Regions from separate parts of the Homo sapiens genome. Here region 2 is linked to region 1. A link is a loop called in an ENCODE intact Hi-C map of the cell type or tissue named here. Cell type or tissue: ascending aorta. All regions are shown on one strand. Links, peaks and the distances in the headings refer to the core of each region. The heading gives the core; the rest is flanking DNA.

The links. Peaks named below come from ENCODE experiments on the same cell type or tissue, not always from the same donor. Only the 100,000 strongest peaks of a DNase experiment are listed, where the experiment ranks them.
Region 2: a loop joins it to region 1, with 2.1 times the contacts of the local background. A loop is called at or near these places in 3 of 110 quality-filtered maps.

The regions. Positions count from the first base shown.
Region 1 is chr12:41,180,806-41,197,080 of GRCh38, forward strand. PDZRN4 (PDZ domain containing ring finger 4) reads left to right here and starts at 7,515. Exons shown (of 10, transcript NM_001164595.2): 1 at 7,515-8,298; 2 at 10,653-10,739; 3 at 13,276-13,383. The coding sequence starts at 7,651. It overlaps LOC124903069 (a long non-coding RNA gene), which reads right to left and starts at 7,427. Exons shown (of 2, transcript XR_007063563.1): 1 at 6,996-7,427; 2 at 2,225-6,525. In ascending aorta, for the core only: a CTCF peak has its summit at 9,804 (motif pointing right); DNase peaks (open chromatin) are centred at 7,946, 9,286 and 9,809; H3K4me3 peaks cover 2,801 bases; H3K27ac peaks cover 2,426 bases.
Region 2 is chr12:41,007,301-41,022,314 of GRCh38, forward strand. It overlaps CNTN1 (contactin 1), which reads left to right. Exons shown (of 24, transcript NM_001843.4): 18 at 6,928-6,998; 19 at 9,382-9,616; 20 at 13,037-13,140. Among named protein-coding and RNA genes, the nearest start is that of PDZRN4, 170 kb to the right of the region's middle. In ascending aorta, for the core only: a CTCF peak has its summit at 4,809 (motif pointing right); no DNase peak of the experiment used is centred there.

The DNA.
Region 1 (16,275 bases), core at 5,553-13,552:
GCTGAAGTTGCCTATCAGCTTAAGGAGATTTTGGACTGAGACAATGGGGTTTTCTAGATATACAGTCATGTCATCTGCAAACAGGGACAATTTGAAATCCTCTTTTCCTAATTAAATACCCTTTATTTCCTTCTCCTGCCTGATTGCCCTGGCCAGAACTTCCAACACTATGTTGAATAGGAGTGGTGAGAGAGGGTATCCCTGTCTTGTGCCAGTTTTCAAAGGAATGCTTCCAGTTTTTGCCCATTCAGTATGATATTGGCTGTGGGTTTGTCATAGATAGCTCTTATTATTTTGAAATACGTCCCATCAATACCTAATTTATTGAGAGTTTTTAGCATGAAGGGTTGTTGAATTTTGTCAAAGGCCTTTTCTGCATCTATTGAGATAATCATGTGGTTTTTGTCTTTGGTTCTGTTTATATGCTGGATTACATTTATTGATTTGCATATATTGAACCAGCCTTGCATCCCAGGGATGAAGCCCACTTGATCATGGTGGATAAGCTTTTTGATGTGCTGCTGGATTCGGTTTGCCAGTATTTCATTGAGGATTTTTGCATCAATGTTCATCAGGGATATTGGTCTAAAATTCTCTTTTTTGTTTGTGTCTCTGCCCGGCTTTGGTATCAGGATGATGCTGGCCTCATAAAATGAATTAGGGAGGATTCCCTCTTTTTCTATTGATTGGAATAGTTTCAGAAGGAATGGTACCAGCTCCTCCTTGTACCTCTGGTAGAATTCGGCTGTGAATCCATCTGGTCCTGGACTTTTTTTGGTTGGTAAGCTATTAATTATTGCCTTAATTTCAGAGCCTGTTACTGGTCTATTCAGAGATTCAACTTCTTCCTGGTTAGTCTTTGGAGGGTGTATGTGTCGAGGAATTTATCCATTTCTTCTAGATTTTCTAGTTTATTTGCATAGAGGTGTTTATGGTATTCTCTGATGGTAGCTTGTATTTCTGTGGGATTGGTGGTGATATCCCTTTTTTCATTTTTTTTTTTTGAGTCTATTTGATTCTTCATTGTTTTCTTCTTTATTAGTCTTGCTAGTGGTCTATGAATTTTGTTGATCTTTTCAAAAAACCAGCTCCTGGATTCATTGATTTTTTGAAGGGTTTTTGTATCTCTATTTCCTTCAGTTCTGCTCTGATTTTAGTTATTTCTTGCCTTCTGGTAGCTTTTGAATGTGTTTGCTCTTGCTTCTCTAGTTCTTTTAATTGTGATGTTAGGGTGTCAATTTTAGATCTTTCCTGCTTTCTCTTGTGGGCATTTAGTGCTATAAATTTCCCTCTACACATGCTTTGAATGTGTCCCAGAGATTCTGGTATGTTGTGTCTTTGTTCTCGTTGGTTTCAAAGAACATCTTTATTTCTACCTTCATTTCGTTATGTACCCCATAGTCATTCAGGAGCAGGTTGTTCAGTTTCCATGTAGTTGAGCAGTTTTGAGTGAGTTTCTTGATCCTGATCAATGAGACAGAAGGTTAGCAAGGATATCCAGGAACTGAACTCAGCTCTGCACCAAGCGGACCTAATAGACATCTACAGAACTCTCCACCCCAAATCAACAGAATATACATTCTTTTCAGCACCACACCACACCTATTCCAAAGTTGACCTCATAGTTGGAAGTAAAGCTTTCCTCAGCAAATGTAAAAGAACAGAAATTATAACAAGCTGTCCCTCAGACCACAGTTTATTTATTCTTTCAAGATTTCCGGGAGGTAGGATGATACAGGTGTCAATGATTTCATTTTATAGATGAGATTATACTGAAATTAAATAATTTATGTCAAATCTATGGCATGGCAGAACAAGTCATGGCAAAAGCATCTCTTTGTTTCTTAGACATCGTTCTAGTCAACAGAGTTTCCATGTGGAATTTCCAGTATCCATTATTTTAAAAAATTATATTTTCATGTAATAAATTATTAATATATAATATTAATTATGTCTAGATTTCCTTTGAGTTTGGGATAAACGAGCAAACAAGTGGCTTCAGAAGCCCAAAGAAATACTGATGGTAAATGAGATCAGTGATATTTTTCCTGGTTTTGTCTTCAAACCTTAGTTACATTGGTTTTAGATTGTGGTTTCCACATCACTGTAATAAAAAGTAAAAAATGACAATTGACAAAATAATTTCTTTTCTTCCACTAAGCAAGAAGCTGACTTAATGAGCTCACATCTCAAAATTCTGTGAAAATTGCTGTAATTTTGCAGAAACATCCAGAAAAATATTACTATAGAAAATTTTTATTGAACGAAGCACAAAGTAAGAGTTTGACCGAAATATATAGTGATTGATTTATTAAGACAAAACTTAAAGAACATACGCAATTGGTTTATTACATAGAAAACTTTCAGCTATTTAAGACCAGTTATGTGGAACAAAATGGTCTAAAATAGCCATATTGGTTATTGGTATTGCATAGAACAGTTAAACGATATTCTCATTTACATAAACTATTCAAAGGCCTCTAATAAACATGACCTTGGAACTTCCCTCATCAGAGGAAGCAAAACAAAAAGAGAGCTTTTAAACGATGGAATCAAATGAATGCAATTACAGAGTCCATTCACATATTTCATTCGATAGCATATTTTATTCTAAAATAACCCCATGGCAAGTGTAAGAAAAACAAGCCAATACAATATAGCGTTTAAGAGTCTGAGTTCTTTAGTGAGGCTGATCTTAGTTTAAGCCTAGGATCTGCCACTTTTGATTTGTGTGAACTTGGTCAAGTTATGGGAACAATAAAAGTACCCACTCAAAATCGTCATTGGAAGATTTGAATGAGATTGTGTATGTAGGGAATGTAGTGCTGTGGCTGTCACATAGTAAGAGTTATTATCTATTAGCTTGTGGTTGTTTTTTATACCATCTCTCTTTGTCAGTGACTATGACCCACAAGATATAACACAAAATTAAAGTTAACTAAATGCAGAATTTAATCTATTTTTCTCTATAAACCATCTCTCACAATAGTCCCTTCTTAAAAAGAATAATAGTACCCTTCCTAATGTCTGGGTGACTTTGGAAGAATCAGTCTGTAATCTAATTTTAAGTTGCCACAATTTTTAATTTAATACCTCACTTTAATTTGATTTTCTTCAAATTCCTCATTCTGCTGTGTCTGATAATTCATTCCTGCAGAGACTGCACAATTATTGTAAATTATTTACTCAATTTTGGTGTACATAATTGTTTTATTCATATTACTTTATTCCCCTTAAAAATGGCATTCTGTACTGTCATAATACCCCTTCCAACTACATTTTGCCAAAGACAGCAGGAAAGCAAGATAATAGCAAATAACTCCTAATGGATTATGTGTCAACAGACAGGAATTATAAGAATTGATACTGCTCTGTGTTCTCAGGATTTAACTGATTATGTATAATTTGGAGTGAAACATATCCAAAATGTATCACTTCTCTAACATAATATATTATCAGCCTACTTTTGTAAAATAAAAAAAATCTGCCTCATTTTTAATAAACTTTCAACTAACTCAACTTCAAAGTATCTTTTATTGTTCTTATCAAGTTTGGAATTTTTCTGTACTGTCAAAGTGACCTCGTTATTATCTCATGCATTACAAACATAGTCATTTATGCTACTAGGTGCAAATCTGATCCCACATTATGATGGAAAAATTATCAAGATAAGAACAAAGTCCATTAACTTCAACACAAATGAATGTATTCCACAGGAAATATTTTGACCTAAAGTGGCTAAGTACTTTTGCCTCAGCTACCAGAGTAATTTAGTATAGTTACAGATTACATTTAGAGCACTTGGGATAATTATAGAAATAGTACTAATTTATGATAAATGACCAGGGAATTGAGAAAAGAAAAACATAGATGATGAAATTTTCTTTATGAGAAAGTTTATATAATAGAGAATTGAAAAACTATTGTTATATATAAAGTACTAACTTATGCTATATGAACACATATAAAATAAATGTTTAAGGTCCTATTCTTTGAAAAATTCCCCCAACCTTTCCAACTTCATGGCCCTTAATTAAATAAATAAAACATGAAAAAGAGTCACAAATGAGTTGGTTTTGACAAAGCATTATCTGTGCATGAGGTGAAAAAAATCTTTCTCTTTCACATTTTACCTCTCCATTCATCATTTTTGAGTCTTAGAATACAGTATTTTATTTTGGGACTTTTAGCATTTGACTCAACAACCAATACTCCTAGATTCATTCTTGGAAGTAGGCATGACTCAGAGCTGGGATGGAACCCTGCCTCTTCTCACTGGAAACACCCAAGGCACATCCCAGTTTCATTACTGCACTAGGAATTGGCCCAAATAATTTAGCAACTTAATGTTTTAATCTCTTTTCATGAATATATGACTGCTGATAGCAGATGAAAGCAAAAACTAGTTACTAAGCTGAAAATACTCAACCAACTACTGATTGCTTAAAGATTTTATTTTATTTATTTATTTTTTCCTTGAGGTGGAGTTTCACTCTTGTTGCCCAGGCTGGAGTGCAATGATGTGATCTCGGCTCACTGCAACCTCCGCCTCCCAGGTTCAAGCGATTCTCCTGCCTCAGCCTCCTGAGTAGCTGGGATTACAGGCACCTGCCACCATGCCTGGCTAATTATTTTTAATAAATTTTTAGTAGAGATGGGGTTTCACCAAGTTGGCCAGGCTGGTTTCGAAGTCTCAGCCTCAAGTGATCCACCTGCCTCGGCCTCCCAAACTGCTGCTTAAAGATAACTTGAATCAAGCCATGATTCTTGGCTTGGAAATAAGCTAAGTGAATTCATAGTCTTTCCTTTGTTTCTTGGCTGGCAAAGCACAATCTCAGCTCCAGGCTGAACAAAAGGTTATGAGAAATGTAAAAGGCTTGGTTTTGGCTACAACGCACAACACAGCTAGAAGTTGGCCTTGCCCAACAAGAAGACAGTGGGTTTCCTTTCAGCTCTTCCCCAAGTGTTAGTATTCAGCCTGCAATTTTCACTATCCAGGGATGTTTAGATGATAGACAATTATGATCAGTGAAAACATAAGAGTATGCCCAAGCTAAAGATGCAAGGTGTTAATTTGTCTAATTTGCCAAAAAGCATCTAAATATTACTGGGTCTGTTTTGCTGAAATATTTGTGCATATATTAAACTCATTTAAAGTGCTTTCTTTGTTTACCCAAGCTAATTACTTCCATTTAATTAGGCTCCATATTCCTAGCTCACTCAAGCTTTTCACTGATATTACAATTTTGCTAATATGTAGAAAAATATTTTACAGTCTGGGAAGTGAAACGAGACTATCTGACTCAACTGATGTCACAGACTTATGCCACAATGTTTCCAGATGGCAAAAGTTTATGAGGTTCACTTGGGTGTGTCCATTCTCTTAGAGTTCAATTCTTGTCATGTTTTTTCTTTATACTTAGCTCTTTTGGAAATGCTTAGGCTTTTATTTTATTACGTAAAAGATTTTCCTGTTCTGTTTGGCCTATTTCATTACTCAGTTTCACTTTACATGCCCTCATTTTGGAACTTCCTATTCTCTGTGGACAACGTTTTTGACATCTGCTTTACTTTAATAATAAAAATGTTATGCATCCTGGAATTAGTCATAACATAATTTGCTCATGCTCCTTACTTTTGCTATAGGAATTGCATGGGTATACCAAGGATATCATATGAACTTTTTTTTTTTCCAAGTAACTGAAGTCTCATGGTCCTAACAGTCTCATGTCTCAAAATAATATTTTTGGATTCCATCTCTTCTCTCTCTTTTTAAAAATGCTGTCAGTGTCATTGTGTTTACTGTAAAACCAATAAATGTCAAGCTATAGCTATAACTGTATATGCATGGTTATAATTATAAATGTTTATAGCTGTAAGTCACAACTTTTTCTATAGCTAAAAAAAGGAATAGATTTCTCCTGCCCAGAAGTATTTTAATAAATTCTAGAACATGTATTTCCAGTTTATGCAATTCACAAAAATATTTTCATGCTGTTAATATTAAATGATTTCTTATTTAATCAGTAATTCATTGTTTGCTTATTTATTTGTAGAAAGACAGGTCGAAAGAGGGGGGAAATTTGGAACATAGGGGCAAATGTTACTTTATCACATATGAATCTATATATATTAAATGAGAAATATAGCATCTTATTTTGAAAAAGAGTTTAAAAGCATATCAAACATCTAGCACACCAATCATCACTGGTTATTGAACAACTAACAAAATCTCATCTTTCAAACAGCAAGAAGGCTCAGAAGGTTATTAGCCTCTATTATTAGTCTTTGCTAATTCTTCAGTTAGCTCCAAGGATTTAAAAGACAAAGTCTGGAGCTGTTCTCATCAATTCCAACTGATGCCATTTGGTGTCATAGAGAATTACAAGCTTTCCAGGAACAAGGCTCAACTGGCAGCAAGGAATCATCAATGATTAATTTATAAAACCCACCCAAGCATCTGGTGGCAGCTTCAGGATAATGGCAGTAAGTGATATGCAGCCAGGTGACAGGATCTCTGCATTCCTAAGGTTCAGAAGATGGTAAAGGAAGTGGAGTAAGAAGGGTTTGGAATGACGCCCTACTGCGTGTTTTCAGGACGGCTTGTCATGCTACACAATTTGAGGAGTCAAACTAGGAGGGGAGGCAATTTGGATCCAAAGGGTTCATTCAGGGTAAGTAGAAGGAAGCAGCCACTAAGATTTTATTTATATGTTATTTCACTGCTTTCTTTCATCATCCTTCCCTTTAATTTTCCCTTCCAGGTTCCCAAATGATCACATTCCCGTCCCCAGTAGTAAAACGCCCGTGGAAGTAGAAGATGGATGCTGTGGCAACTGAACCTGGAGTCAGACTCAGAATCCCAGCTTCCTCACTCGGGAGGAGGCCTTGCATGGCTGTTCATGGGCTCCCTAAGAAGGCAGTGTCCTGAGGCGGGCCCTTGACTTTTTCCCCATCTTTGCTGCTAGGTCAAGGATCGCGCCATTCTAACTCACCTGATTTCTGGATCACGGTTTGAGAAGCCTGGCCCTGTGGATTTCCTAGTGTTATTTTCCTTATAGTGATTTCCTAAGGTCACAGTTTCCTAACTTCTGATTTTGTAGTTTTGATGTGAAAGAACAAAAGTGCTTCGATTTCAAACATATTGGAGATAGACTCGACGCCGGGCGGGCCATGGGCATTCAGCGGAAAACCAGACAGACAAAAAGATTCTGCTCTCCCGAAGCTTACATTGTGGTGAATTTAAAAGTTGTTTCTCAACATTAGCGCTTTACCCATCAGCAGCCCTGCCCAGGGCGAGGCGCCTCGATGCTTGAAGTTCACTGTTCAGGCGAAGGAGAACACAGTGTTCCCAAGGACCATTGTAAGCTGGGCGGCCAAAATTTGAAAGAACATAAATCGCAGGGCAACGAAGGAGGCGGGGGTCTCTGGAGGTTACTTCTATTAGCGTCAATACGGGCGAAATCAGGGGACCTAGCAGGAGCCTGAAAACTTCAAGCCAAACAAACAGTGAGATCACACCTCCCACCCGCCACCTCCCTCCACTGCCGCCGCCGCGAGACGGCTGCCCCGGGGGTGGCCCGGGGAAGGCAGGGGGGCTCGGAGAAGACGGACTCTGCTTTCGCTCCCCCTTTCTTCCCCATCCCTAACATGGGCTTTGCCCTGGAGCGCTTCGCAGAAGCCGTGGACCCGGCTCTGGAGTGCAAACTGTGCGGCCAGGTGCTTGAAGAGCCCCTGTGCACGCCGTGCGGGCACGTCTTCTGCGCCAGCTGCCTGTTGCCCTGGGCGGTGCGGAGGCGCCGGTGCCCGCTGCAGTGCCAGCCCTTGGCGCCCGGCGAGCTGTACCGGGTGCTGCCGCTGCGCAGCCTCATCCAGAAGCTGCGAGTCCAGTGCGACTACCGCGCCCGCGGCTGCGGCCACTCGGTCAGGCTGCACGAGCTGGAGGCGCACGTCGAGCACTGCGACTTCGGCCCTGCCCGCCGGCTCCGCAGCCGCGGGGGCTGCGCTTCGGGGCTGGGCGGTGGTGAGGTGCCCGCGCGGGGGGGCTGCGGTCCGACACCCAGGGCTGGCCGGGGCGGGGGCGCGCGCGGGGGGCCGCCGGGCGGCCGCTGGGGCCGCGGGCGGGGACCCGGGCCTCGGGTCCTCGCCTGGAGGCGGCGCGAGAAGGCGCTGCTGGCGCAGCTCTGGGCGCTGCAGGGCGAGGTGCAGCTCACGGCGCGCAGGTACCAGGAGAAGTTCACCCAATACATGGCTCACGTCCGCAACTTCGTCGGCGACCTCGGTGGCGGCCACCGCAGGGTAAGCAAAGGGGGGTGGGCACCGCGGGCATGGTCGATTGGGGTGGGAAAAGGAGCGGTTCTTTCTGACGCTTCAGGATTCCTTTGGAATTGGGCATCCTTCCTCACTATGCAGCAGGAAACATCCACACCCTGATCATACTTTCCTGTCATTATCTTACGAATGGATTGGCGTCGAAGTTAAGGATTGTCCCTTTTCTGATTATATTACGATTGGAAAGAGTTAAACAGATTCGATTCTAACTTTCCCCCGGGAAAGTAGGAATTGTGAAAACTCATTTTCCATCCAGACTCTCGTTTTCCATCTTTCACCCTCCTGCCCACCGTCTCTGCCTATTTTTTGAGCACTTGTCCCGTGCCTGAAGCAAATCCGAGAAGGAAAGACAGAAAGCGAAGACTTTCCCGGCCCAGCCTTTCCTCTCCCGCGGCCACCAGCATCCCCGCGGCCCTGGCAGCCGCGCACGCACACCTGGGACTGGTGTCAGCGTTGATGACACTTGCGCTGCCACTGCCTGAATCAACTGCCTTCTATTAAGTTGGGGACTGTGAGGCACGTTGGGGCCAGGACAGCCTCAGGAGTTGAGAGATGGGGTTTCTTAGACTTGCAGAGTTCATTTCATCACTCTGACTTTCCCTAAATAAGCCTTCCTTGCCTCGGGATCTCATTATTGGTGGAGAGAGAGAGAGAGATTGAGATTGTGTGTGTGCGACCTGGGAAGTCCAGTCCGAGAACCTCCATCTGTGGTCAGACCGGCCCTGCGAGCCCCCAGGCAGCGGTTGTTTCCCTTCTTTGTCTAAGCTGCTGGCCCCGAACTGCGCTCCTGGTCCTCCCGCCGGCTTTCATACCGAATAAACAAGCCTCTTTGCAGCATCCCGTGTGAAGAGGCTTGTTTATAAAGCTGTTACTTCTCTCCTGGAGGACTTCTGCACAGTGTCTGACATTGTTGGTCGCTGCCATGGTGAGCAGGGATTTAGCAGAATTTGCGCACCATTCAAGGAGCTGTTTTCATTCTTCAGCACTCCCGGGGAGGAGCAACCCAGAAAGATTCCCATTTGGGACTGGCTGCTCCACACTGCCTCTAACTCAGGCACTGAGTTTAGAAGCGCCCGTCTTGAACGTAAAAGAGAAAATTGAAGTGAGAGGGACTAAAATGTTTCTACCTTGATGAATGGAAGCACGTTGTGTATTAAACGACCGGTTTCAAGGAGTATTTCTCTAGTTCATATATGCATATACATATACGCATATATACAGGTAAATTTACAAAACGGGAGGACCCGGGGAAAAGCACAGATAGAAGCTTTGTATTACCAGTCCAGGTTTCAAGGTCGTAGGAAACCAATGGTTGAAGGAAAGGAGGAACAGCTAGAATAATATTACAGAAAAGTCCATGCAACAAGTCAAGCTATGATTCTGAGAAGTGAGAAAAACTGCCCATGATTTGCAGACTAGCCAAAACCTTCTATGTGTTCCTCAGAAGTGTTTTTCTACTACCAGTAGGGGCTGCTCTGCGCATTGCCTGGGAAAAGCTCCTGGGAAAATATCTTGATGCTGATAGCAGTGATGATGATGCATATGTTCTGAATGTTATCATTCAGAAATAGTTTCCAAGTAAAGGTTAATAACATCTACAACCATGAATAAACCCACCTAGTCCAGCACTAATTCATCCTATGTGTAAGTTAGTCTTTACTAATAAACATTGTAGCTATAATTCATATTTGTTTTACTATTATTTGGCCAGCAGGAAAAAATACATACTACTTTACCTAGCACAAACCCTTATTTTTTTATTCTGCAGGAATTATGCAAAACCAAATAGGAATATTATTTAAAATTAGGACTACAGTAGCCTAACAGATCCTGCATTACAACAGCAACATGAATGTTATGACTATAATTTATAAATAGTTCCAGTGTTTCTTAAATTCCTTAAGACTTTACAAAATAAAAATTTTACACTATTGATAATTTATATTTTACTTTTCTGTAATGGAGGGAAAAATAAAGATACCTCCAAGGTTTAACCAGAAATCTGTTTTCAATTGCAGTGAAATCAGATTTAGATACTGCATTAGGATAAAAGAGCTTCCTGTCTCAAAATGCAAAGCCATTTAGTAATTTTTGAAAATAGGGCTTTTTCCCCTCACATGCACAGTTGTTCTTTTTCAAATACATACTTGCAAAGTAAGTATAGGAAAATGTCAACCTTCTGCCACATTCAACCATCCTTAATTTTAAAGTTTTCCTCTTTTCACATGTCAGTTAACTTACAGTACATAAAAACTTATTGTAGGATTTATTTTTCTTTTATATTTTTACCTGGTTAAGTCATTTTATACATTTTTTTCTAGGATGGAGAGCATAAGCCATTCACTATTGTGTTAGAAAGAGAAAATGACACTTTGGGATTCAATATTATAGGAGGTCGACCAAATCAGGTAAAACACCTTGTTAATGCATTACTCGTTACTTATAAAATAAGCATTAATAAGCATTACTCATTGCTTATAAAATAATAGAGGACTTAGCTTTTGTTTGTGGATTTTGAGTAAGAAAAACAAGTGGTTTAATCTTTAAAATTATACTTGTGATCAAATATCAGATTTCTTAATGCAAATATTCCAGTACATACCCAGATTTTATTTATTTATTTATTTATTTATTTATTTATTTATTTATTTTGTTTGTTTGTTTGAGACAGAGTCTTGCTCTGTTGCCCAGGCTAGAGTGCAGTGGCACGATCTCAGCTCACTGCAACCTCTTCCTCCTGGGTTCAAGCAATTCTCCTGCCTCAGCCTCCCAAATAGCTGGGATTACAGGCTCCTGCCACCACACCCGGCTAATTTTTTGTATTTTTAGTAGAGACAGGGTTTCACATGTTGGCCAGGCTCGTTTTGAACTCCTCACCCCAAGTGATCCACCTCACGGTCTCCCAAAGTGCTAGGATTACAGGTGTGAGCCACCATGCCTGGCTCTGATTTTATTATTTTTTAATTTTTAAAAATTATTTTCTTTTTGAGTTGGAGTATCACTCTGCAGCCCAGGCTGGAGTGCAGTAGCGTGATCTCAGCTCAATGCAACCACTGCCTCTGGTTCAATTGATTCTCCTGCCTCAACCACCCAAGTAGCTGGGATTATAGGCGTGTGCCACCACGCCCAGCTAATTTTTGTATTTGTAGCAGAGAAAATACAAAATGTTGGCAAAGCTGGTCTCGAACTCCTAATCTCAAGTGATCCACCTCCCTCACCTCCCAAAGTGCTGGGATTACAGGCTTGAGCCACTGCACCTGGCCTTTATTTTTGAGAAAAACAAAAAACAACAGCTAGCAAACTTGGTTCTCTTTGCTACTTTAAAAGAAGAAAAGGAAAGTACATTTCACATTTTATCTAAATTTTATTGTCCTTTTGGCAAATTTCTTGAATAAACCTATTTCACAATACCATGTGTAGGCAATTTCTATTTGATAATATTAGGCAATTGTATTGCCTGCTTAAACCTATTTATTAAGTGCAATTACTCAGTTTGAAGATGCTAATACAGACTAGGAAGAAAATTATATTGAATGAATGAATGAACAGTTGAAACAAGGGATGATTGATTTCAATAGGAAGTACCATGTTAAAGAAAAACAGTTGATTAGAAATATTTTTGGCTCCCCAAACCGAGTTCTTTGTTTGATTGCATGAATAATATTCTTCATGTTGATGTCAATTGTTTTCAAAATGCATATTTTAAACTTATAGAATATACTGTAGTTGCAAAGTTCTTTTATATCTTTGAATTCCTGTGTCAACTTAATTTTCACCGTAACTGGAAAAAGGTGGTTAAGTTTTAAAAAATGATGTTCTTTAATTTTTCTCAATAAACTGCCATGAAATTTTTGCATCCTGCATTGCAGATGTTGTACAAGGAAACTGTCTTAGTGTTGTTGGCCATATGCTCTGTTTAGGTAAGGATGGCAGTGACATATTTCTTCCTTGTTTTTAGTATTTTGAAAACTTAGCAACTAATGACTGCTGTGCTTCTCTTTTTAAAACAGTCCTCATTTATTAAGATGAAAGCCTTTTCATCATAGCATTTTCGTTATCATTTTCCCTAAGGAATATTTTTATAGATTCTATTTTGGTATTTGACATTTAGATGACATCGGGCCTTTTTAAAAAGTCTCTTAAAATTCATGATAAGGACAGCTAAAGAGAAATAATTTTATTTAACCTGTCATGAAGTCAAATGACATTTAAAATTATATAATGTATTATTATAGGATGTTGGATATTTTCCCCTAAATAAGCTTTGACTTCTTGTGACTGGCTAAAATGTCCTATTTTTACCATATTGGCTATGTTTGAGGTTTAACTAATCATGAGTCAGACTGCACCTGGAAATATGTAACGATGAGTTTGCATGGGTTCCCTTTTGCATAGGTTCCCTTGCAGTTTAGATGTGATCTTTTGGGATTTTACACTTGAGTAAGCTACCAGTGTCTCTTGTGAATAGACACAACTAGAGCTATGTTTCTAAATCTGGCACATCAAAAAGCTAAATTACATTTCTAAACTCTACCACATCTCAAACCAGTTATACAGTGGGAACCAGATATATGTTTTTTTCCTTCTTTAACCTTATCACCCTTTTACTTGCTGTCTCTCTTTAGAAGTGAGATGTTTTATAAATAATACTTAAAAGCCAGTTTATTTCACCTTGTACATGCCCTTTCCCATAGCTTTTTTATGTGAACTCAAAAATGTGAAGTAAATAGATAATCTTGTCAGAGACCCTGGACTCATTCATTAAAACTGCCACCTTGATTAATGACTAGTTGGTGTTAAGTAAGTTAAAATTCTGTTCCAAATCCCCAGCTAAGAGAGTTGCAGGTTTACAGAGGATTGGTAATGTTACATTTGGTAAATTGTCCCTAATAATATTTAAATTTTGCTTACATCTTTCTTCTGCTAATGATTTTTTAAAAATAGAATAATCAGGAAGGAACATCGACTGAAGGAATTTACGTTTCAAAAATTTTAGAAAATGGACCTGCTGACAGAGCAGATGGCCTGGAGATTCATGACAAAATCATGGAGGTAAGACAATGATAAAACATGTATATGATCCATGCAAGAAAGATTGGGATATTTTAAGTTTTCAAATTTACCACTTTACCTTGGTGTGGTGCTTATTAGAATATACATTCTTAGTAGCAGTAAAGGCATTATCATTTTTACTTTCTTACAAAAAATGTAAAAGTCACTGGGAGAGGTGGCTCATGCCTATAATCCCAGCACTTTTGGTGGCTGAGGCAGGAGCATCACGTGAGCTTAGGAGTTCGAGACCTGACTGGGCAACATTGTGAGACTTCATCTCTACCAAAAAACAAAACAAAAAAATTAGCTGGGCATGGTGGCACATACCTATGGTCCCAGCTACTCAGGAGGCTGAGGTGGGTGGATCACTCGATGTTAAACCCAGGAGGTCAAGGCTGTGGTGAGCTGTGTGTAGGCCACTGCTCTCTAGCCTAGGCAACAGAGCAAGACGCTGCCTCCAAAAAGAAGTAAAACTCTATTATGATTCTATATAATTCGTTAGATATTGTGATGAAAGAATAAAATGCCTGAAGTTTTCAAATGTGTTAATGAATACCTCTGTTTTAATAACCTGTGTTTCCCATGAACTATGATGTCACTTGCTTGATTATTAAAGGATTAATTATTATAACATTTCAAAAAAGGATGATAAATCTCTGTTGAGGAACATTTCTGATGAGGAACTATGATTATATTTTAAATTTGTAATTAATATTTTATATGTAGAGTTTGGAATAAATTATACAATACTTTTAATATTTCTTGGTGTAATATGGCTACCTTGTTCCTGTCATTATCTTTTATATGAAAGAAAAAGAGAAATACCTTTTTTTCTCTTTGTTGTGAAAACCTGGTGAGAACTCTTTGTATGTTTTAACTGTATTGTTGTATTCGGGGGTGATAAAGTGAGCACCTATATGCTAGTAAAATTGGGTTATGTTAATGAAATTTTATGTCCCTGCCATCTGCCATCTCTGTCCTTTTGACATTTTATTAACTGGTTAAGATAATATTACTTTTTGTTGCCAAAAATGGTTAAGTTACTTTTATCAGTGAGTTTATTTCCAATGGATTAGTGAAGCTATAAATAGGAATTTGGAAGGTTTACTTGACTCCACTATTGTTTTTAAAAATTCTGTTCACTCTAGGCTATATAATCACTAGTGCTATCTCTCTGAATACTTATATAAACTATCAGAATGGAGGCAGATTTTCTATATTAAATTTTAAATAAAGTTTTAGCTTTTCATTCATCCTCTGTGCACTAAACAAAGTTGAATTTTTAATGAATCGACATAGAGTAAGAGTGAAGAATATAGAAGACCCAATAGTTTGCTGTTTTGGGAAAAAAGAACACAACATTTATAAATTAGCCGACTACAAAATTTAGAAAAAAAAGAAGAGTTATCTTTTGCCAAAAAAAAAACTTTGATTTATATCTAAAGAGGTCTCTTGTATCAAGATTTTTATTCTTCCAGTTTTGTTGCCGAGAAAGTGCAGACCTACTTTTGCTGTTGCTATCCAGTTCATCTTGACAATTTGTCTAGTGGAAACATTCACATGCTGTAGCTTCTAAAGTTAGAATGTGCACAGTATGATCTAAAGGGCAACATACTTTAAACAGAAGATTGTCCCTATTACTTTCTGCATTATCTCAAAAACATATTAAGTTGTCCAGTTACCAATGGAAAATAAATTCCTACATTTGATATTATTAGAAGAACTGATGGAACTGAATACATATATTGTTACACCCACACAAACACATAGACACAACAGAAATACGTATTGGCAATTTAAAAAATAACTTATTCTAGCTAGATGACAATATTATGTATGCTTCATTAATGTTACATTAGAAAAGAAAAAGAATTTTTTATATTGTCATACAACAATTTGGTTACAAACCTACTGTTTTTTTTAAAGAGGTAATTTTATAAAACTATGGTTGAAAATCAAGTGCATCTAGACACCTACATAGTACTGTTACTAATATATGTCAGATTAACCTTATTTAAACCCTGTAAGATAAAAAGTAAGGAGGTCAACCACAGAAATTCAAATGAAATTTAACTAGCTGCGGTATTATTATTCACTTTCATTTGCATATATTAGCAGTTAATGACTAGAGCTTGAAATTTGTCTCAATGATATAGATTTTTCAATGTGTCTTTTATACCAGGGTACATTGATTTTATGTATATATGCTATAGTTGTAGAATGGATCAATGTGACCACATTTGCAGTTAAGAAATGGGTTAGATGAGGTGCATATTTCTAGAATGTTGTGTGTTAAATAGCATGAAATATTTTAGAAAGAAGATTATTAGAAATAAATTGCTCTTGCTTAGTTGTTCAGTGATGCTATCGGCTTTTTGAGTGAATAGATATTTGTGTGACTTTAATATCTAGTTAAACAAGAAGTGTGTTTTTTCTTGTGCATATGGTGTGTGTTGTAAAAGATCCCTATGTAATCATTAAAGTTAGAAATATTTGATGCTTATCATTATTTTAGTTTCTCTGTCATTATGATATCAATCAACTTTAAGCAGTTTTTAGCTAATTGGAAATTGAGAAGAAATCTATCAATTTAAAATGTGCAGATGCATATTTTAAAACAGATTTTTAAAGTAAAGATAATAATTTATTTTCTGTTTTGTGATCAAAGATTTGTTCATTGAACAAATTTAATGGCTCAATTTTTGAATTTCAAATGGTCATGCTGATTTAAACCTGGTGCAACAAGTAAGTTTGTTAACAGTGTAAAGGGTACAAACTAGTTCATATATTATAAAATTATCCGTATGACTTATGCACAATCTGACACATTACTAAATGCTTTGAATTTACTGATATATAACTGAAATAAAAAATAAAAACAATAAGAGATTC
Region 2 (15,014 bases), core at 169-8,168, 180 kb before region 1:
CCGCCCGCCTCGGCCTCCCAAAGTGCTGGGATTACAGGCGTGAGCCACCGCGCCCGGCCAGTTTTGTGTGTTTTTAAAGAGAAATTTCAGTTATTTAAAGAAATGGATATGAAGCAGCTATATCACCTGGGGTATATACCCTGGGGTTTGTCATCTTGCACCAGGAAAACTTAGGACATGGACTCACACGAGGAGTTTAGCAGCAGAGGTTTAATAGGCAGAAGAGAAGTGAAAGAGAAACAGTTCTCTCTCTATAGAGAGAGGGGTCCCTCAGTGGAAAAGACTGGCTGTCAGTGAATGTGCCAAATTTTATAGTCAGGTTTGAGGAGGCGGTGCCTGATTTACATAGGGCTCACAGATTGGTTTGATCAGGTATGACGTTCACACAATGCATGCGGAAGGTGGTTGTCCCACTCTAATGTTAGCATGCAAATGGGCTTTCCAGTTGACTGGTGCCATCTTCTCTGCTTCTCACTGTACACTTGGCCGACAAAGGGAAGAGAAGATGGACCATCTTGAACATGTATAGTCCTTACTTCCTGCCAGCATTCACCCATGCAAGCTCCCAGCTTGCTTGTTTATGTCTGCAGCTCAACTTTACAGGCTGCTCTTTGTTAGAAAATGATTTGTGGCTGCCTTTCAATAAAAAGCAAAGCCTTACCAAGGACTCTCATTCAGTTACTTTCTGCCTAAGTGATTTCTTAACTTCTATATCGTTCCCCCCTCTGGAGTGGTAACCCTAATTGCTGTTAGTGGTCATTTGAATGATGACTCTTTCTGGCAACTTCCTCCTATAAAGGGGCATTGTGTGGGGAACAGCAGCTATGGCTCCTCCTGGGGTCAATCTAAGGGTCCTTGGAAGAAAGGCATGTCCATGTATGGTTCTGTCTGCAGCACCATTTGGAGTTTGATTGTTTCTAAATGAGAAGAGATGAATGTTAGTTCGAATATGACTATTAAGATTGCCACTATTAGTGGAGGTACCATAGGCCACAATCATAACAGTAGGGTTTGTTACCTGTCAGTCATTTTGATGAAATGAAATACTGGTTTGCTTCTACCAAATGTTGCTGTACTTTATCAGAAGTGTTGATATAAAAGCAACATTTTTTTTTCTTTGAGAAAAACATATATACCCCCGTTGCTTTGCCATTAGGGGATAATTTCTGGTCTAGGTCATCTTTTTTAACTTGCAATATGATTGGGAGAAATATGTCATTGGGTGGCTAGTGTAATTTTAGTGTTAACCCTAGCTAAATCTTTCCTGCAATTAATTCCTTCACAGCTTCCACCAACTATCTATGACATGCTTAAACTTTCTGGCTTGTCCTAAACATCCTTCTTTTTAAACAACCAACTATTCTTTTTAGGACATGTATTTACCATCCTTCTAATCCTTTCATGACTTCCATGAACCATCTATGACATGCTTAAACCTTCTGACTTGTCCTAAACATCTCTCTTTTAAACAACTAGCTATTTTCTTTAGGACAAGTATTTCTCATACAAGATCCCTTCTTATATAAAATCTCTTTCCTTTATAACCTTCTTTGCACCAAACGGTAGCATGAGCATGGAGAACTAAAAAAGCATACTTGGAGTCAGTGTAAATGTTAGCTACCTTTACCTTGCTTAACTCAAGTGCTCTTGTAAGAGCTATCAGTTCAGCTGGTTGAGCACTTATGCCTGGAGTGAGAGACACACTTTCAATAACATTCAGAGTGACTACTGCATATCCTGCCTTCTGTACTCCTTGCTCTGTAAAGGAGCCTCTGTCCATGAAGAGGGCCCAATCTGGATTTTCTAGGGGAGTTTCCCTGAGATCTTCCCTGGCCGCATAGGTCTGTACCACAACTTGTTCACAGTCATATTCAGGTCCTCCAGTTCCCTTGGGGAGAAAGGTGACTGGGCTTAAGCAAAAACAAGTTTTTAACTGGATGGTGGAACCCTCTGATAGTAGGGCTTGATATTTAAGGAGCCTGCTGTCTGTTAACCAAAGGCTTTCCTTAGAGGACAGTAATCCCACCACATTATATGGGGTATAAATAGTCATGTCATTTCCCAGGATTAATTTGGAGGCTTCTGGGACCAGTAGAGCCACTGCAGCAATGGATCAGGGGCATGCTGGCAATCCTTTAACCATCAAATTAAGTTCCTTACTCAGGTAACCCACTGGCTGTTGAGCTGGTCCACAGACCTGTGTTAAAACTCCCAAGGTCATTTCCTTCCTTTCTGATACATACAGATTGAAGGCCCTTCCTATGGAAAGGCTGTGACTATGGCCTCAGTGAGATGGAAGTCCTGAAGTAGTCTTCATTCCCCATTGAGTTTTATGTGCTCCTAACATTGGGGTGTTGAATGGGCTGCTTCAGGTTTTGAAGAGGCCCTGCATCATCAGGTTATTAGTAATGGCTTCTAGCCCTTTCCTAGCCTCTGGCTTCAGTGGATATTGTTTCTGGTTAGGAAAAGAAGTGGGATCCTTAAGATGGATCTGGACTGGCCTAGCAGTTACAGCTCAACTCATTGTTCCTTCAGTTGCCCACACTTCTGGATTGATATTAGCTTCTACCAGGGGGTGACAGAGTTTGTCCTGGGGCTATAAGGATGCTGGTCTGCCTGCAAGTAAAATATCTCTACCTAATAAAGGAGTGGAACTTTTTGGCATGATTAAAAAAGCATGTGTCAATAATAGGTTTCCCCATCTGCAACCTAAGGGGTTGTGAAAAATATTGAATTAGACTTTTTCCTGAGATGCCCTGTGATGCCTGGTCATGCTACAGAAAGAGGGGAGGCCTGGATTAGAGAGGAGAAGAGAGAGAGAGACTGGCTCTAGTGTTCACAAGGAGATCTACCTTCCTTCAATTTCCAGAATCACCCAGGGCTCCTGTGCTGTATGTTGGTTTGAGCCACTGGAGCTCCGGGACCCATCAATCCTGTTGGACAATCTGTGAGACTGGTTTGGAACCCGGTGACCTTCATCTCTGGGGGCAGTCCGACTTCCAATGGTTCCTTCCACAGGCTAGACAAGGTTAAGGTGGTTTTTTCTTGCTGCCTGGGCACTCTTTCTTAAAGTGCCCTGACTTGCTGCACCTATAGAAACTAGCAGATGTACCTCAGGGATCCTGGGCTTTGTATGTTTGCAGAGCAGCTATTAGTGCCTCTGTCCTTCTCTTTTGCTTCCTCTCTTTCTCCTGGATCTCCTCCTCCTGGTCCCTATTATAAAACACCAAAGTGGTCACCCTTAGGAGGTTCTCCAAGATGCTATCTGGTGCTATAGCCTCCTTCTGTATTTTCCTTCTAATATTGGGAGGTGCCTTTTTAATAAACTTGTCCCTTAGGATGAGCTGTCCTCGACTGATTCAGGGGATAAAGGTATGTTTTATGAGTGCCTATCAGTCTTTCCATAAAGGCTGCAGGATTCTCATCTGGTTTTGTTCTATCTTGGAAAGTATAGAGTAATTAATAGATTTTGCCCTTGCTCTTCATAGGCCCTCCAATATGTGCATTAAATGGTGTTTCCTTTTCCATCCATCTGTGGCATCACCGGTGTTCCAACTAGGGTTTGTTTTTTTTTTTAGAGGAACTGCTTCCCTTCCTATCGGGAATGGTGTTTCCATTATTTCTTTGCCTTCCTTATCTCCTTTTTCCTTTTTAATCTACCACAGGAGACATGTTGTTCATCGCCAGAATTTTCTGCTGCCTGCAGAACTGCCTGCTTTTCCACTGTGGTTAGGATTTGGCTTAAGAGCAGCAAAACATCTCTCCGTGTGTGGTGAAACACTTGAGTTAAATTTTGGAAGGGTTCTATATACCTATCAGGATCATCAGAAAATTGGCCTAAATCTTCCTTTATTTGCCTAAGATTCTGTAATGAGATGGGAACTTGAGGTGACCCCAAATAACGGGGATTCTCAGATGGCTCCTCTGGAAGTTGCTTTTCTAGTCTTAGGGAATCATTCCCTTTGGGCCTGCCTGATATGATTGCTACACTTGCAAAGGTCTAGTAAGAAGGCCATGCCCTTGTGCAAAAGAAAATGAGCCATTTTTTCTTCAAAGTCTCAGGATCAAAGGAGTCCCTGTGCTTCAGAATGCACTCCAGAGGAGTACAGGCCTTAGATGATAAAGAGAAGGAAAAAAAGGCATCCCTTTAGTCTCCTTCCTTTTGATGTGACCCAGGGTGGGAGAAAGACAGTGGGGGTGTCCCCCTGTTGTTTTCTCTCCATGGTTCCTGGCATCCTGGCACCTTGTTAAATGTGCTGCCCATGGTTGCAGGTGTGGCTTCCCCAGCCATGGAACCAGAGGAACTAAGTGGTGGGTTTTAGTCACCCTCACCCATGCAACTCTAGTCCTCTGCCTAGACTTTGGGGCTCTCTGAAAAATGGATCTTGGGAAAGACTATGTAACAGTTGCATTTGGGCAATTGTTGCACTCGCCTCCTTAATGGAGGAAGCGTGCTGGTTTGAGCTCTATATCCTGCTATTATGGCCCATGCTAAAGTGTTTACCCTTAGAGAATCATTCCAGTTAACTTCTGACTTAAAATCCCCTTACTAATTAAGTACCATTCTAATTGGAGGCAGAATAGGTATCTTAAAAGAATGTAGGGACCAAATGGCCATTTTCCTGAAGGAAGGACAGTATTAAGACTAAAATTTGGTTTTGGAGGACATTTTACTCCTAATTGCTGAAGGCAGAGTTTTCCCATTCACAGAAACAGCATAAAGCCTGGTTTCTAGTAGAGAGGCGTAAAAAGGGGAGAGAATTGGGAAGCTAGAGTGCTTGGGTAAAGGAGAGGATTCCTATTCCACTAGGTGGTGCTGCTGACTTTGAGATGCCATGTGCTCTCCAGACCAAGGGCAGAGTGACCTTGACATGCCATGTGCTCTCCAGATCAAGGGCAGAGAGAGAGAGACCTGGAAATGCCATGTGCTCTCTAGAACAAGGGCAGGGAGAGATGCTCACTGGGGGTACCCTCTGTTTCTAGAACATCACAAAAACACCTTCCCTTGAGCTATATGCCCATTTACTATGACATTATCTGATCTTGCCAAACAGGATTCCTTCCCTGAACCATAAATCTTCCCACACATTGCATACACAGAGAGGATAAGAGTTATGACAGTTGCCAACAGGAAAGAAAGAAATTATGATAGGAAAGTTGGAGATCTTGTGGCCGATAGCCCATCAGTGGGGACAGAGGCTGGGGTCAGTCCAGTAGCCTTTGGATAACACCAGGGATAGCCCCAGCCAGAAATCCTCAGTTGCTCCAGGACTCCTTCCAGCCCCACATGACGGCTGAGTACTCCATGAAAGGAAGCTGGTTCAAACATGGCCAATATGCCAAGCAACCCATGGGTTCTCCATGTTCTCCCCAGTAAGCCTGTCCCCCAAGTCTTATATGGCTGGCAGCCACGCTAATTATTTTATGGCTGAAGGGGGTCCAGTATTTGGTTTGATTTGGTTCTTAAATGGAGGCCAATAGCCTCTGAATGAAAGGACAGAGTTGGAGTCTGCTCCTCTACTCATTGTTTCAATTAATGTTGTACGCTGGTATCATGGATGAGGTCCCCAGTATGAAATGGCTATGTTGTCTGGGGTATATACCCTGGGATTCATCATCTCACACCAGGAAAACTTAGGACATGGATACACACAAGGAGTTTAGGAGTGGAGATTTAATAGGCAGAAGAGAAGTGAAAGAGAAACAGCTCTCTTTCTGTAGAGGGAGAGGGGTCCCCGAGCAGAAAAGACTGGCTGGCGTTGAATGCGCTGGATTTTATAGTCAGGTTTGAGGAGGTGGTGTCTGATTTACATAGGGCTCACAGATTGGTTTGATCAGGTATGATGTTTACATAGTGCGTGGGGAAGGTTGGTCACTGTACCCTAATCTTATTATGCAAATAGGCTTTCCAGTTGATCAGTGACATCTTGTCTGCTTCTTACTGTACATGTGGCTGAGAAAGAAAAGGGAAGATGGAGCCGCCATCTTGAACATGTGTAGTCCATAGTTCCTGCCGGCATTCACCCGTTCAAGCTCCCAGCTTGCTTGTTTATGTCTGCAGCTCGACTTTACAGGCTGCTCTTTCTTAGAAAATGATTTGGGGCTGCTTTTCATTAAAAAGCAAAGCCTTACCAAGGACTCCCATACCCTTACTTTCTGCCTCAGTGATTTCTTCTTAACTCCTATATTGGATATATTGTGGGTTGTTAAAAAGTGATTATGGAGTGAAGTACAAAAAAAAAAATAGCCATATATCAGTTCTTCCATGCAGTACAGTGGCAGAAAAGGATGTGATGGCTTAGGGATTAAGAAGAAAGCAGTATGACAGAAAGATTTTTAAGATCAGAGACTACAAAGGGTCTTTCTAGCAGGGAAACTGATACTACAAGATGATATAAGAGAACGGGGGAGAGAGTACTTTGGAGTCACTGACGGCGCAGTTTCAGAAAAAATTGGGGAATTGAAAGTGAGAGCATAAGAGACGATATTAGATTTATAATATTTCTAGATATTTGGGGAAACATTATCCAATACAAATGCATGGTTTCTTAACATTTATTTGTAGAATGAAGCATGAAACTAACACAACATTAAGTTGTTAGAAGTTCATAGGCTTCAAAAGTAAAAGTGGCAAAATCTTTTTCCAACAGTCTATGTAATCTTTCAAAATCATACTAACTGAAAGGACAGGAAATGGGCACACTTCCTATGGCACCAAATCAATTTTTATCTTGGCAGAAAAACTGATTATTACAGCTACTGTGAGCCATTGTTATTATAATTGAGTGGATCATTTGTCCAGTATGTTTTTCCTAGTAAAAGAAAAACATTTGTGGTTTCTGTGGTGAATAAGAATTCTAACACCAGGAAAAAAATGCAGGCCCTCTTTTTGTTGTTGTTTTGCATATATTTGTTTGTTTGTTTCAGCACCAAATGTGGCTCCTTCAGATGTAGGAGGTGGAGGTGGAAGAAACAGAGAGCTGACCATAACATGGGCGGTAAGTATTGATGAGTTGCACATATTATAGGTTGCTGTATCTATATTTAACTTCCACCCCATTTTGTTTCCTGAAATAAATTGAGATGAAAGTGACTGCCTACTGCACAAGCAAGAATATATTACTATTTTTTTTTCTTAAATGCAAATCAGATTTTATCTGGCTTACTGTGGCTTAGTGTGTAGCTCCTATGCAAGAATGAATCCTGGATGCTAAGAGATCTGTTAGCCTAGATGATTAAACATTCAGCTGTCTGATTCCAGAGATACTTTGATCATTGTAGTCTGGTAATCTAATTGTAATTTTAAACATTGTCTCTGGACATTCTAAATTCCAAAGATTCCATTTACAAACTTTGTATCAAAACCCATTTTTAAATTGGAGACTGCCTCCTCACTTGAAGCTTACTTTGATCACTGGTGTAATCTAGCATGATAGGTCAGTCTTAGAAGTCACCCATGGGACTAGTTACTGAGGTATCCAAAGCATTTTATTACAGTTTCGTGAGTCAAAGAGTTCTGTATCAGAGACTACAATCTCTAGAAAACAATACATCTTGGCTGGATTTTTGAAATAGGAAAGATATTGGGAGGGGTGGGAAAAGTTGTCTGACAAAACTGTCTGACTTAGACATCTGGCATTTATCCAGATAACATGGTTTATACAGATTCATTTATTCATTAAATACACTTAGTGTTGAATCACTGCAGATAGTCAAAGAGCACAATTTAGGCTCCAAAGGATTTTGAAGACTGTGGAAAAAATGACAGGTTTTATTCTTTGCATTGGTCAAATGGATTTATTTAATAAATGAATGTTTAGCAAAACTTGACTCACTGTGTGCTTTGTAGTCATTTTCTATACTTAGCATTTAAATCACATTTTAAAGCAAGATTTAGCAAAAAAAAACTAATCTGAATCGTAAAATATTTATTTCTAAGTTTAACTGCCAATGAAATGTCCAAAAATGCAAATATTATAAAAATTAGAACATTTCGCTCTTTCTCTTATGGCTTTTTATAAATTCTGTGGATATCTGCTACAGAATAAGATGGGCCTTATAAAAAATTCAGTATTGGAAATTCTCCTCCAAAGATTCAAATTCAGGTTTCTGGAGATAGAGCCCGAGAGTTGTTATTTTTGAAATTTTCATAGCTGATTCTGTTATACTCTAAATTCCAAAAACTAAGTAGAGAACTATCAATAAGAAAAATGTTTAAACTATTGTAGAAATGTTAGGCTATACTATCTAATAATCTAAAATCACATACCTATTAATATATTGTGCAACCACATACAGCTTCTACCATTTGACCTTTCCACATTTCTATATCTTCCTATTTAATATAAGTATGTCCAAGCAATAGTGTTATATTTACTTCAAGGTTTTGCCTCAAGACATCTTAAATTTGATTTTCTGGTAAAAAAAAAAAAAAGTAAATATACAATGTGCACATTTACCTAAATTGCCAAAAAAGGCTAACTGACAAGTACTCACTAGAAGTAGCTGTAAGTCAGTTTTTATTAATAATAGGTGATTAGGGCTGACATAGACTTCTTTATAAGGCAATTTACATGAGTGACAAGAAACCTTGAGAAAATGATGAAAAACCAAGCACTTGCTTTAGAATTGGAGATAGAAACCCAAAGCCATCCTCCTACAAATGAGTGCAATATTGTCCCTTCCTCCTTGTCACCTACTTTTATTCCTCTTACCAGTTTCTTTTCGATCACAAGGTAGATATTCTAGGCTAGAGTCTTATATAACTCTCTTACCATTGCCTTTCAATTCTAATGAAATTCATTTGCTCATCCCTTTAATACATATTACTTGAAGCCCTGTTCTAGGTGCTAGGGATAAAGAGGAAAACAAAACTGACAAAAACGCTGCATTCATAAAACGTGTATTCTAGTAGTTGAGAGAGACAATAAAGTAGATAAATAAGTAAACTGTATAGACTTTGTTAGGGTTAAAGAAAAACAATAGGTAGGGTGCGGGACATGGAGCATTGTGTTGGAGTCTTGCAGTGGCAGAACCTGTGGTCGGAGAAAACGTCGAGGTGATTTTACCTCGGGAAAGTGAGGGGGTGGGAGGAGTCACATAACATCTAGGAGAACATTCTAGGCAGAAGAAACTGAAAGGAAAAAGGCCCGGAGTGAGAGGCCCCTGAGGTGTTCTAGGAGTAGTGAGGCTACAATTTGGTAAATAAGATCATCCCATGTTTAAGTATGTTTTTCCTCTGACATTTGGAACCAGCACTAATGTATGAACTGTGTATGTTTTTACAAAGAGCACGCCTCCGTGTGTGTCATTATCCCCATAGCATTTCCTCCCTGTTACCTGTATTACTAAAACCTACTCAATCTTTTAATTTCTATTTAGCCTTTGTCAAGAGAATACCACTATGGCAACAATTTTGGTTACATAGTGGCATTTAAGCCATTTGATGGAGAAGAATGGAAAAAAGTCACAGTTACTAATCCTGATACTGGCCGATATGTCCATAAAGATGAAACCATGAGCCCTTCCACTGCATTTCAAGTTAAAGTCAAGGCCTTCAACAACAAAGGAGATGGACCTTACAGCCTAGTAGCAGTCATTAATTCAGCACAAGACGGTAGGTGAAAGAAAGACCTTCTTACCTGAGGAGGGAGGAAAAACGTATTTCTCTAGCAGGCATTTAGTTTGTTTCCTTTCAGGCCTTACTTATTAAGACCTTTTTATAGCATTATGCATTTAGTAAATGAGTACTATTTTGAACCAAATTAAACATCACCCTCTTCATCTAAATGATGAGAATGTTGCTAGAGTCTTTTTCATCATTTAGATCATGCCCATGGTATGAGGAAATCCCCATTAAAATAATTGGCTCTGACTTCCATTTTTGGGCTCTTGATTATAATTTTGTAGTCAGAAACTCTCCATACTTGAACAGAATCTCAACATGTCTGTATATTCATAAAGTTTATAATTTAAAACTTCTATAATATGGCCGGGCGTGGTGGCGCATGCCTGTAATCCCAGCACTTTGGGAGGCGGAGGCAGGCAGATCTGTCTGGAGGACAGAGCAAGACTCCGTCTCAAAAAAAAAAAAAAAAAAATTTCTGTAATGTATATATTATATATATTATTTGTAAAATGGCCCCAAATTCTAACCTAAAAATGTGTTTAATTGCAGCATTTACGTAACTTTTTATTACAATACAGAACACAAATTTTGTTAAAGGGAATCTAGACATAATTATATGAAAAAGAGGTCAGTTGAAATTGTTTTCTTGAAAAGGGAAAAATTTGTCCTGTAGGGCATTTAGGAAAAAAACAATGCTAATACCAGCTCTTTTTGTTTTTCTAGAAACTTTAACTTAACTAACCATGGTCATAGAAGACTTTATATATTTATACAAATGATACACAGTTTTAGATTGAGCATAATTACATTATTTTCTCTGATTTCTGTTTAAGCTGCTATACTTTTGTTATTTATATTCTTGTTAAAAATAATACCTTTCTGGCCTGGCATGGTGGCTCACGCCTGTAATCCCAGCACTTAGGGAGGCTGAGGCAGGTGGATCACCTGAGGTTGGGAGTTCGAGACCAGTGTGACCAACATGGAGAAACCCTGTCTCTACTAAAACTACAAAATGAGCCAGGATTGGTGGCACATGCCTGTAATGCCAGCTACTTGGGAGGCTGAGGCAGGAGAATCGCCTGGACCCGGGAGGTGAAGTTGCCGTGAGCCGAGATCAGGCCATTGCACTCCAGCCTGGGCAACAAAAGCGAAAGTCCATCTCAAAAAAAAAAAATAATAATAATAATAATAGCTTTCTTTATTCATGTGCACTGTGTAAATAATTAATGACTAGAAAAACAAATAGAGATGTCATTGCCTTCTGATCTTTGGCAATGTACATTTACCCTTGGCCAAGTTTCTCTTTGCACATGTGTGAGAAGCACAAATAGAAGAGCTTGAAAACTAAAGGTGTGTGAGGTACTCTTCTATCATTAGAGGAAATGGGCTCTATTGGTTCACCCAACTTCCATTGTTTTCACTCCAAGATAGACATTTAGCCATGCCTTATACCTCAACAGAAATTCTCACGTATATTCATCGGTCACAGAATTATTAGTTTTAGTATTTGTTAAAAATGTAATATATAATTAAATCATCCTATGATCTTTACTTTTATTAAACACCATTGTATTCTATATATGTATGTCATAATACCATGTCATATGTCTTAAATATACATAACAAAATTTAATATAAAAGGCAGTTATTCATATATGTTAAAGTATATATGTGTGTATATATAAGTATATATGTATATATTTAAAGTTATATATATACTTTTTACTATATTTTTTACTGCATACAAAAGTATGTGTATTTTAATATATGTGTGTGTGTGTGTGTATGTGTATGTGTGTATTTTTTTACTTTTAAGTTAGCACAACCAAATATGTCAAAAGAATAAAATGTAGAAATAATTTGTTTATTATCAAACAGTGGAAAAGTCCTGATGACAAACTTATATTCTCTATGCTTGTGCTCATTCAGCAGAAATATGATAACTTGGCTGAGCGTGGTGGCTCATGCCTATAATCCCAGCACTTTGGGAGGTCGAGGTGGGCGGATCACCTGAAGTCAGGAGTTCGAGACTAGCCTGACCAACATGGAGAAACCCTATCTCTACTAAAAATACAAAATTAGCCAGGTGTTGTGGCACAAGCCTGTAATCTCAGCTACTCAGGAGGCTGAGGCAGGAGAATCACTTGAACCTGGGAGGTGGAGGTTGTGGTGAACCGAGATCGCGCCATTGCACTCCAGCCTGGGCAACAAGAGCGAAACTCCATCTCAAAAACAAAACAAAACAACAATGAAATATGATAACTTCACTCAGTTTTAATAATTTGAAGAACGAGTACATCTTACAGATAAAATGAGTGTCTTAAGCATTTTACAAGTTACCTTCTCACCTTTTTACTGCTTTACTTGATGCTAAAATAAGTTTTCAGGCAAATAGCTTGTCATCTATTTAGTCATGGCTATTTGTATTTAATTATATTTCTTTCCTAAATATTTCATGAGTCTCATAAAACTTGCATGTGTTGAAACTTGTATAAGTGTTAATCTCTTCTTCCACTGCTGAGAAATCAATCATAGTGCTACACATTTGCCTTGTTTTAGAAAGTCAACAGTGTTCATGTGTAGAACATTTTTAAACATTAAATAGGATTATGGCATTTTAATGAAAGACAATAAAAATTGATCACCCCTGCTTAAAGCCTTCATTGGTTTCTTTGTGTAAATTTCATAAGGGATGTCAGTTACTTTTTTTCTGTGAACAGAGACCTTTTTGATACATATTTGACTTGATGCCCAGTTGGAAGATTAGACATATAAAAGCTTTCTTGAGCCCAGGAAACAGTGGATGTTACAACTTGTTTCAAAGGCTCTTAAAAATTTTTTTTTAAAGATCTTAGCTTGAACATAAAAAGGGAAGTTTTATTAATAATATTGCTGTTTGTAGTTAGTTCACACAAATAGCAAATAAGAGAAAATGTATTATATTGAACAATTTTCTATAATTCCAAATTTCCTATTTCTGATAATATAGAGTTGACAGCTAAATATTAATAATTTTAATTTGCATCAACAGGCTTTCTTAAGCATATCAGTTGAGAGAAATTAAAAAAATAGTTTTTTTTTGCTCACAGATGTAATAGAAATTGATGAAGCTTTCTGTATTTGGTAAAAGTGTGTGTGGGAATGTGTATGTGTATATGTCTATATTAACATTTATGTAAATGAATGTGTGTGTGCACATGTATCACTAATGCCATAAAATAAAGTAACATTAGAAAAATACAGGAAGAGGTAATGAAATAATTGCACTTAGTTTGAAAATAGTAAAGCTATTTTAGAAACATTAAAATTAAAGTATGGTCCAACATCATTCATATAGCAAATGATGCTATTCGAATTTCTTAAATGTAAATATCTCACTAATAATATAATGTTCTCATAAAATTTCAGCTCCCAGTGAAGCCCCAACAGAAGTAGGTGTAAAAGTCTTATCATCTTCTGAGATATCTGTTCATTGGGAACATGTTTTAGAAAAAATAGTGGAAAGCTATCAGGTACGTTAAATTTTTATCAAACTAAATACATTTATTCATAAATATATAAGCATACGTTTTCAAATGTGTTGTATGTTTCAATGTCCCATTAATTTATGTGGCAACTAATACTTTATTCTCTGTGTCTAGTATTGTGGTCATATATAAGTTAATTGTTAAGAATAAAACAGGGGTTCCTAACTGGCCTATCTAGGGGAGATGTAAAGAAACCTAAGTCCTGGCAAACAATTGGCCAAAATAAAAACTATGGTAATAACACTTATGATTACCCAAGGTCTTTTTAGGAAAACATTCTCATAAAAAGCTAGTGAATCTCAAGTTTTTTGGAAAGCATTTTGGTAATTTATAGAAGCATCCTGAAAATAGTCATCCTCTTTGAGTCAGTAGTTCCATTTCGAAAAGTCCCTCCAAAGTAAACAATTTTAAATATACCGAATATGTCTTATGTTATCTATGAAGTAACAATCAAAATGACCCAAATAAAACTTCCCTTGAGCTTAATTTTAAAGAACCAGTAAGAATCAGTCAGACGCAAATGAGAAAACTTGTCTTAGTCAAGGGAGTAAAAACTGGAAAATCAAAACTAGAGAGATTAGTTAGGGTCTTTAATACAATGCTAATGCAATTTAGACTGAGTTATGTAGGAAATGTGAAATCATCATCTCACATTTTTAAGTGCAAGAAGTGAAAATTCAAAGGAATTAACATGGTTTTTCCTTTACAGATGAGCAAATGGATACCAAAGAGATTTGACAACTTGCCTGAGTTGTCACTTACAGAAAGTGTCAGAGCAGTGTCTAAAACTCAAGTTGTCTGATTCAAAGTTCGGGGTTTTATTGCCACACATCACAGACTTCCCTGTTTTTTTTTTCAGTGAGTGCTGTCTAGGGCTGCCTCTCCACCCACCCCACTCCCCCAGCCAGCTTGCATTCTCAGCTTCAGCACCCTCCCTTATCCCTTGTCCATGGAATATTAGCCCCATGAGGGCAGGGTATTGTTCTATTCTCAGTGCCATGCAAGACCAGTGCTGAGCACCTGGCAGGCTCTAAATAGATATTAATTGAATACTGATAGGAATAATGAAGTATGATTAAATAAAATGTTACAATTGGGCTTTCTCAAGGCCATGTTTCTGAGATGTAGCTGTAAAAGAAACTCAAGGCTTTGAGCAGACACACCCAGACCAACAGGAAGCTTTTTTTTTTTTTTTTTGACACAATAGGTTATAATTTGGGAAGATCTTAAAGAGCCCTCAGATCATCTATGCAAGGGTTCAGCTGAATTTATTACAGTACACAGAAGAGTAGACTGGGAATAATTAGACTGAGAATACCCAATATTCATAACTTACTAACCTGACAATTGTGTTTGCGGCTAGTAGGAAAGAGAGAAATTCACTAGATGTTACAAACCCCTGTAATAAATACGCCTGAGGTATCTTTGGGAGAAGACATCAATGTGTAGAGCTTGGAAAGTAAAATTTTGGAGCACAGGATTTTTTTCTTCTTTTATATTATTTATTTCTAACTAATAAATATTGAAAAAAGGATAATTTAACATATAACCCATATCATTGAGTCAAAATGCCAAATATATGACATATTTTACTTTATTTAAAACATGCTAGAAAATTATATATTATCTTTGTTAATGCCAAGAATTATATATTGACGATTTGCTTACTTTTAACAAGAAGAAGACAAAAGAAATAAGAGGTAGGAAGCAACATAGTGGAACCAATGATTCAGATGATAATTAAATTAAATATGCTTTTTTAATTGGGAACTAAACCTTGATTAAGGATTTTCACATAGTCAGTAAAAAGTAATCTTTATCAAAGAAGATTTTTTTCAAATGATAATTTCAAGGGAAAA